Linked DNA regions of Homo sapiens: regions 1 and 3 are each linked to region 2. Evidence: read pairs that join two places in POLR2A ChIA-PET (ENCODE). Cell type or tissue: MCF 10A. All regions are shown on one strand.

What was found. Peaks named below come from ENCODE experiments on the same cell type or tissue, not always from the same donor. Only the 100,000 strongest peaks of a DNase experiment are listed, where the experiment ranks them.
Region 1: POLR2A ChIA-PET joins it to region 2 with 5 read pairs; 2 of 35 experiments call an interaction of 5 or more read pairs at or near these places.
Region 3: POLR2A ChIA-PET joins it to region 2 with 6 read pairs; 3 of 35 experiments call an interaction of 5 or more read pairs at or near these places.

What each region holds. Positions count from the first base shown.
Region 1 is chr3:12,377,860-12,380,359 of GRCh38, forward strand. PPARG (peroxisome proliferator activated receptor gamma) reads left to right here. Exons shown (of 8, transcript NM_138711.6): 3 at 1,845-2,072. The coding sequence starts at 1,853. Among named protein-coding and RNA genes, the nearest start is that of PPARG, 90 kb to the left of the region's middle. In MCF 10A, no CTCF peak of the experiment used is centred here; no DNase peak of the experiment used is centred here.
Region 2 is chr3:12,758,497-12,760,996 of GRCh38, forward strand. TMEM40 (transmembrane protein 40) reads right to left here and starts at 763. Exons shown (of 12, transcript NM_018306.4): 1 at 695-763. RefSeq lists an enhancer at 766-1,351 and a silencer at 1,376-1,465. In MCF 10A, no CTCF peak of the experiment used is centred here; a DNase peak (open chromatin) is centred at 1,015.
Region 3 is chr3:12,544,371-12,546,870 of GRCh38, forward strand. It overlaps MKRN2OS (MKRN2 opposite strand), which reads right to left and starts at 1,129. Exons shown (of 4, transcript NM_001195279.2): 1 at 877-1,129. The coding sequence starts at 1,094. In MCF 10A, no CTCF peak of the experiment used is centred here; a DNase peak (open chromatin) is centred at 1,181.

The DNA of each region.
Region 1 (2,500 bases), 380 kb before region 2:
TGCAAATCGTACATCTGATATGGAATTAATATTCCAAAATATGTAAGAAACTCAACAAACTCAATTGCAAGAAAACAAATAACCCAGTTAAAAAATGATAAAGGAATATCCATTTCTAGAAAGAAGACATACAAGTGGCCAACAGATATATGAAAAGGTACTCACCATCACTAATCATCAGGGAAATGCAAATCAAAACCACGGTGAGATATCATCTCACACCCATTAGAATGGCTGTTATCAAAAACACAGAAGATAAGAAGTGTTGGCAAGGATGTGGATAAGAGGGAACCCTTGTACACTGTTGGCAGGAATGTAAATTGGTATAGTCATTATGGAAAACAGAATGGACTGCCTCAAAAAATTAAAAATAGAACTAGCATATGATCTAGCAATCCTACTTCTGGGTATATATCCAAGGGAAATGGAATCAGTATGTTGAAGAGCTATCTGCTCTCCCATGTTCACTGCAGCATTATTCGCAATAGCCAAGATATGAAATCAACCTAAGTGTCAATGGATGAATGGATTTTTGAAAACACAGTATATATCTGTATATATATACACACATACATATATACACATACAGATGTATATGTACACACCCAATAGAATATTATTCAGCCTTAAAAAGAGAAGGAAATCCTGTCATTTGCGACAACAGAGATGAACCTAGAGGACGTTATGCTAAGAGAATTAAACTGGGTGGTATTTGACACAGAAAGACAAATACCACATGATCCACGTGGAATCTAAAAAAGTCGAACTCATAAAAGCAGTGAGTAAAATGGTGGTTGCCAGGAGCTGGAGGGTGAGAGCAATGGGGAGATATCAGCCAGAGTTTCAGTTATGCAGGATAAGCTCTGGTCACCTTCTAAGGTGATCATCTGCTAAGTATAGGTCACCTTCAGCATGGTGACTATAGTTAGTGATACTGTATGGTATATTTGAAATTTGCTAAGACAGTAGATGTTAAGTGTTCTCACTACACATATTCATACTCAAAAAGGTAACTGTGAAGTGATGAATATGTTCATTACCTTGATTATGATAATCATTTCATAGTAAATACGTATATTAAAACATCACATTGAATACCTTAAGTGTTTTGTTTGTTTTTTGGTTTTTTGGGTTTTTTTGTTTTGTTTTGGTTTAGGTTTTTTTTGAGGTGGAGTCTTGCTCTGTCACCCAGGCTGGAGTGCAGTGGTGTGATCTCACCTTACTGCTACCTCTGCCTCCCAGGTTCAAGTGATTCTCCTGTCTCAGTCTCCCAAGTAGCTGGGATTACAGGCGTGCTACCACACCCGGCCAATTTTTGTATTTTTAGTAGAGATGAGGTTTCACCATGTTGGCCAGGCTGGTCTCGAACTCCTGACCTCAGGTGATCCTCCTGCCTCCGCCTCCCAAAGTGCTGGGATTACAGGTGTGAGCCACTGTGCCTGGCCTGTATACCTTAAGTTTAAAAATTTTTGTCTATTATACTCAATAAAGCTGGACAAAATTTTAAATAAATAACAGCAGTCATTAACAGACTCAATTGATGACCTAATGTAGAAGTTAATGAGAGCAGGCCTGTTGGCAAAAAGGCATTTATATGGATACACTGTATGTATCTGCACTGTTTCAGGATCCTCTATTATGATACCTGGGTAAAGGGTGACTTCCTTTCTATCATAAAACAGCCTAGACAGCACTAAGAAGGTGGTTATGTTCTTTTCTGTTGTTGTGAGCGCCCAGATGAGATTACTTTGCCAAAGACTCTTTTCATTTCTCTTTCTGAAACTCTGTGAGATTGCTGTGTTCTCTAGGACTTAACTTCACAGCTAGTCTATTTTTCCTTTCAGAAATGACCATGGTTGACACAGAGATGCCATTCTGGCCCACCAACTTTGGGATCAGCTCCGTGGATCTCTCCGTAATGGAAGACCACTCCCACTCCTTTGATATCAAGCCCTTCACTACTGTTGACTTCTCCAGCATTTCTACTCCACATTACGAAGACATTCCATTCACAAGAACAGATCCAGTGGTTGCAGATTACAAGTATGACCTGAAACTTCAAGAGTACCAAAGTATGATGTTTATTTTCACTTTTCAGACTACTAGGACTAGAATTGGACTCATCTCTCAGTAACCCTGTAATAAATAATGCTCCAGAGACTAGAAATCTAATAGAGAAGGCATTCACCATTCATTTATTCACCCATTTATCCATGAAATATTAGGTATCTATGAAATGCCAGGAAGGGAGCTGGCACGAGGTCAATCTTGCCTTCCCCGCCCCCTCCTTCCTTCCTCTCTTCTTTCCTTTCTTGCTTACTTCCTTCTTAGGGACATTTTCTACCTTGATTACACTGTCAGTTGTATCTCAGGCTAAGAGTCCATCATCCAAACTTTGAATTATTTTGGCCCCTTATAAGTTAATAAGTAACAATTCCAAGTCACTTTGTATTATATAACTTATCTTCACTATATTACTGCTACTACAGTACATTTTTTC
Region 2 (2,500 bases):
GGGGGGAGCTCTGAGAGGTCTGCCAAGCCCCCCTCCCCTTGGGCCACACCACCTGTGCCTGAGCCCCCAACAGGCAGCAGGGCCCCCTCCCCATGGCCCAGCTCTCTGGCATATCCTCCCCGGGGGTGCCTTTGAGCTGGAGGCAGAGGACGGCTGACTTCTTCCTTCCAAGTCTCCCAAACCTGGCTGGCAGCCCAGGGTGGCTTCCTCCAGGAAGGGCAGAGAGAGGGGCAGCTGCCTGTAGTCACTGATGGTGGTGCAGAGGCTGAGACATTTGCGGGAACACCCCTCCCCTCCTAAGCTGTTAGGTTCCATAACAGTGAGGGTGTGAGGTGCCTTCAGAGATCTAGCTGGACCCTTCATTTTACAAGTAGGGAAACTGAGGCTCAGAAAGGTCAAGGGTTTTTCTGAAAGTCTTGCAGCAAGTTGGTGACAGAATTGGGAGCTGGTCACCTACCATGGCCAAGTATAGGCGGGTGGAAACCTCAACACAACCCAGGAAGGTGAATATTTGTCATCCTCCCCTGAAGTAGAGACAGGTTCTCACACAGCTAGGAAGATGCAGAGCTGGGACTCAAACCCAGGTCCACCAAGGAACCACACAATATCAAGCCTATTGAGGACACTCTTTCTCCCGATTTCCTTAAAAGCTGACACTCCACCCCACTGCTCACCCAGCCCCATGTCCCATTACCTGTGGTCCTTCAGCTTGTCTGGGCAGCAAGGGGAGCTCTGTGTAGACTATGTGGATGCTGGGCTGGTCAGGGGAAGGAGAGGACAGGCTGCACCTGTGACAGCAAGGAGGGCGGGACTACCGTGACGTTGTCCCTGGGCCCCACTCGCTCACTGGGATGGCATTCCTTCCTGCTGGTGCTATCAGCCCCAGGCCTTCCTGTCTGACTTGACTCTTCCCTACAACACTGCGGAGGGGCAGGTGGGGCAGCTACATGCCTGGTCCTGCCTCAGGGCCACAGCCATGCCTTCAGACTCCAGGAGACAGTGAAATGGGGGCAGCTGTGCCACCCTTGGCTGTACCAAGCTCTGGGAAGGAAGGAGGGGACGTGTCCCAGGTACCCCCTCCACCCACATTGGTGAGGCTGACTCAGGCCCCAGCCACGTGTCCCAACCTGCCCTGCGCGTCCCAGAGGGGAAGGAAGATATTCCAATGCTCCCAGGAGGCTGAGGTTGGGCAGGGAGCAGGAGAGAGGGCCTGGGGGCTCAGGAGACTGGCAGTGCCCACTCCTAGGGAGGAAACTGGGTTACAGCTAGAAGTACTTTTGGAGAGCACCCACTCGCCTTGTGCAAGTGGGAAAACACAGGTCCCTAGAGAGGTGAGAGGAGCAGTGTCAGACCTCACACAGCCGAGGGCAGGGCCCCAGCTCAGCTTGCCTCCACCTCTCACCTCTCACTTATCCAGCACTGTGGCAGCAGGACAGGAAACAAGTCCTACCACGGGAGCCCCCAGCCTTGGAGGGAAACAGGCAAGGCCCAGGAGCTGTGGGCTCCCCAGGAGGACTTCCTGAAGAGGGGTCTTCCATACCCTAAGCTCAGCCCCCAGATCTTGACACTTTGCTTTCTCACACTCTGTATCTGACCCATCTGGAAAATCCTGTTGGTCCTGCCTTCAGTATAGCCTGAATTCAGCCCCTTCTCTCCACTCCTCAACTGTCACCTTGATCCAGCCAGTGTCAACACTGGGCTCCCTGCTCCCCGCCTCGCCCCTGGCTATTCTCATCAGCCAGGCAGCCAGGGGGTCCTGTTCAAACCCAAAGCAGCTCATGTCCCTCCCCGCTCAGCAGCTGCCACACTCCCACTGCACTCAGGGTAAAACCCAAGGTCTTACAAGCCCCTGCGAGATCTTCCCCACACCTCTGGCCCTCTCTGACCTTGGTTCCCATGACTTCCTCCCTCACTCTGCTCCAGTAACACTGGAACATGTTCCAGTTCCCCTGGGTGGGCTCCCTCCTCAGGGCCTTTGCCCTGGCTGTTCCCTCTGCCTGGAGTGCTCTCCCCCTAGAAAGCCACCTGGCCCCCCGCTCACTTCAGCTCTCTCCTCACAAGTCACCTACTCCATGAAGCCTTATCTGACCATCCTGCTTAAAGTAGTAACCCCACACCAGCTTTCCCTCTGCCTGCTTCACTGCTCACCATCTGCTGTGCTGCATATTTTCTTGTTATGTCTATTTTCTCATTACGTATTGCTTTGCTACAGGACCTAGGATCATGTCTGACAGTAGGTGCTCACTAATTTTTTTTTTTTTTTGAGTCAGGGTCTCGCTCTGTTGCCCAAGCTGGAGTGCAGTGGCACGATCATCACTCACTGCAAACTCAAACTCCTGGGCTCAAGCCATCCTCTCACCTCAGCCTGCTGAGGAGCTGGGACTACAGGCATGCACCCCCACGCCTGGCTGATTTTTATATTTTTTGTAGAGACAAGATCTTGCTATGTTAGGCTGGTCTTGAACTCCTAGCCTCAAGCGATCCTCCGGCCTTGGCCCCC
Region 3 (2,500 bases), 210 kb before region 2:
CGGGGACAATAAAATATAAACCTGGCGGGGCACAGTGGCTGATGCCTGTAATCCCACCACTCTGGGAGGCTGAGGCAGGTGGATCACCTGAGGTCAGGAATTTGAGCCCAGCCTGGCCAACATGGTGAAACCCCGTCTCTACTAAAAATACAAAAATTAGCCGGGTGTGGTGGTGGGCGCCTGTAATCCCAGCTACTCGGGAGCCTGAGGCAGGCTCCCGAAAATCGCTTGAACCCGGGAGGTGGAGGTTGCAGTAAGCTGAGACACCATTGCACTCCAGCCTGGGCAACAAGAGCGAAACTCTGTCTCGGGGAAAAAAAAAAGGTATAATCCTTTCTTTTGCTTTCTAATTCATCCTTTTTGTTTATGCTAGCGCTCTCAGCAAGAGAGAACTGAATTTGTTCTTAAAGCCAGGTGGTGTCTACAGTGGAAATAGATCAGTTCTAGTCTTCAGTTTAATTTGCCTCCATACAAAATAGTCTGCAAGTGCCCGTTCATCGGGCCCTGTAGGTTGTACCTGTTTGTCACTGAAACTACAAATTAACTGACAGTAAAGGTATTATTTAGATAAGATTAGCTGCTGGGTCATTTTCCTGGTTAGCCTCTGAGCACATATTTTTCTCTCTGAAAATCATATGAGCAGGTTTACTCTTCATATATTCCACATATATTCTTGCACTTGTCACTGCAGGAACATATGCACACCATCTGTTTTTATGAAGCCAGTAGGACTGCATCTCAGGATTTAAAGCCAAAGCACCGAAAAAATTGTCCACCAAACCTCACACATTATGTATTAAGAAAAGGAAACTTTAGTGACTAAAACAGAAGGAAAAGTTTGCACAATGCAATTTAACACTGTAAAAAACACTGTACCTAAGAAATGTCCCCTGAGTTGGTCTGAGGAGGAATGAACATTTTTCTTGATGTCCATTAGTAAATGGATTAGCGATGCTAACAGGTGCGTCCTCCAGCTTCCTCGAGCCCAGGTCCTGCTGGCAGAGAGGGCAGCACTGGGGCACACTGAAGCTGTAGATGTATTTCTCACAGTGGTTGAATTTAATTAAAGCCTTCCCAGCCTCTGCGCAGTGCATAGCTTTCGCCTCCTGGAATGCTAGGGGAGGTTTCCGGAGACTTCCTTTTCCTCATTATACACCTGGCGAATGCACACCGCCCCAAGGAACCTGATCAATGGTGATGTCATCCTGACTGATGGCTTCAGAAGCCAAACCAGATAGGATTAACCAGTAGCCAGGCCTCCCCATAGACTGTATCTTAAAGAGCTAGTTTCTATTTGTTTATTTCCATTGTTTATGGTAACTGATAACTGCCAGCTCCTATTCATCCTTTAAAGCCTCACTTTTCTGTGGAAGTTTTGTCAGCTTCCCCCAGTCTTCCCTTGCAGTGGCAGCGCTGGATTCATATTTCCGTCAGAACTCTTATTTATTTATTTAGAGACAGGGTCTCACTCTGTCACCCAAGCTAGAGTGCAGTGGCACGATCTTGGCTCACTGCAACCTCCACCCTCAGGTTCAAGTGATTCTCCCCACTCAGCCTCCCGGAGTAGCTGGGACTACAGACACACGCCACTATACCCAACTAATTGTTGTGTTTTTTGGTAGAGATGGGGGTTTCACCATGTTGGCCAGGCTGGACTTGAAGAGGCCTTCCTCAGCCTCCCAAAGAGCTGGAATTACACGCATGAGCCACTGCACCAAGCCTAGAACTGTTATTTAATCATTTAGTTTTGTTTCTCCCGTTAGTCTGTGAGCTTCTTGAAATTGGAGACCTTTACTTTTGTGTTCCCAGAATTGGTTAGATCATTTGTTGTTGCATAAATAAATCCTTATTTAAGGCTATTTTATTTTGACATTTTATATTATAAAAGTAATTTTGCTTATAAAAAAATTAACATCCAGAATGTTCTGGGGATTTTTTTAAAAAGTTAACAGCCCTGTTAGAAATAAGGATAGCGGTTACAGGAGGGAGATACTGACTGGGAGAGGACAGAGGTGGTTTCTCGGGTCCAGGGCTGTTGTGACTCATCTGGGTGTTAATAATATGGGAGTATTCCATTTGTGAAAAATCATCAAGCTGTGCATTTTATTATATGCAGTATATAATTTTTCAATTTTAAAATAATTTTTTAATTTTCTTATTTTTGTGGGTACATAATGGGTGTATATATTTAAAGGGTACATGGGATTTTTTTTTTTTTTTTTTTTTTTGAGACAGAGTCTCACTCTTGTCGCCAGGCTGGAGTGCAGTGGTGTGATCTCGGCTCACTGCAACCTCCGCCTCCTGGGTTCAAGTAATTCTGCCTCAGCCTCCTGAGTAGCTGGGATTACAGGTGCCCGCCACCACACCCAGCTAATTTTTGTACTTTTAGTAGAGATGGGGTTTCACCATGTCGGCCAGGCTGGTCTCAAACTCCTGACCTCAGGTGATCCTGCTGCCTCAGCCTCCCAAAGTGCTGGGATTACAGGCGTGAGCCACCGCA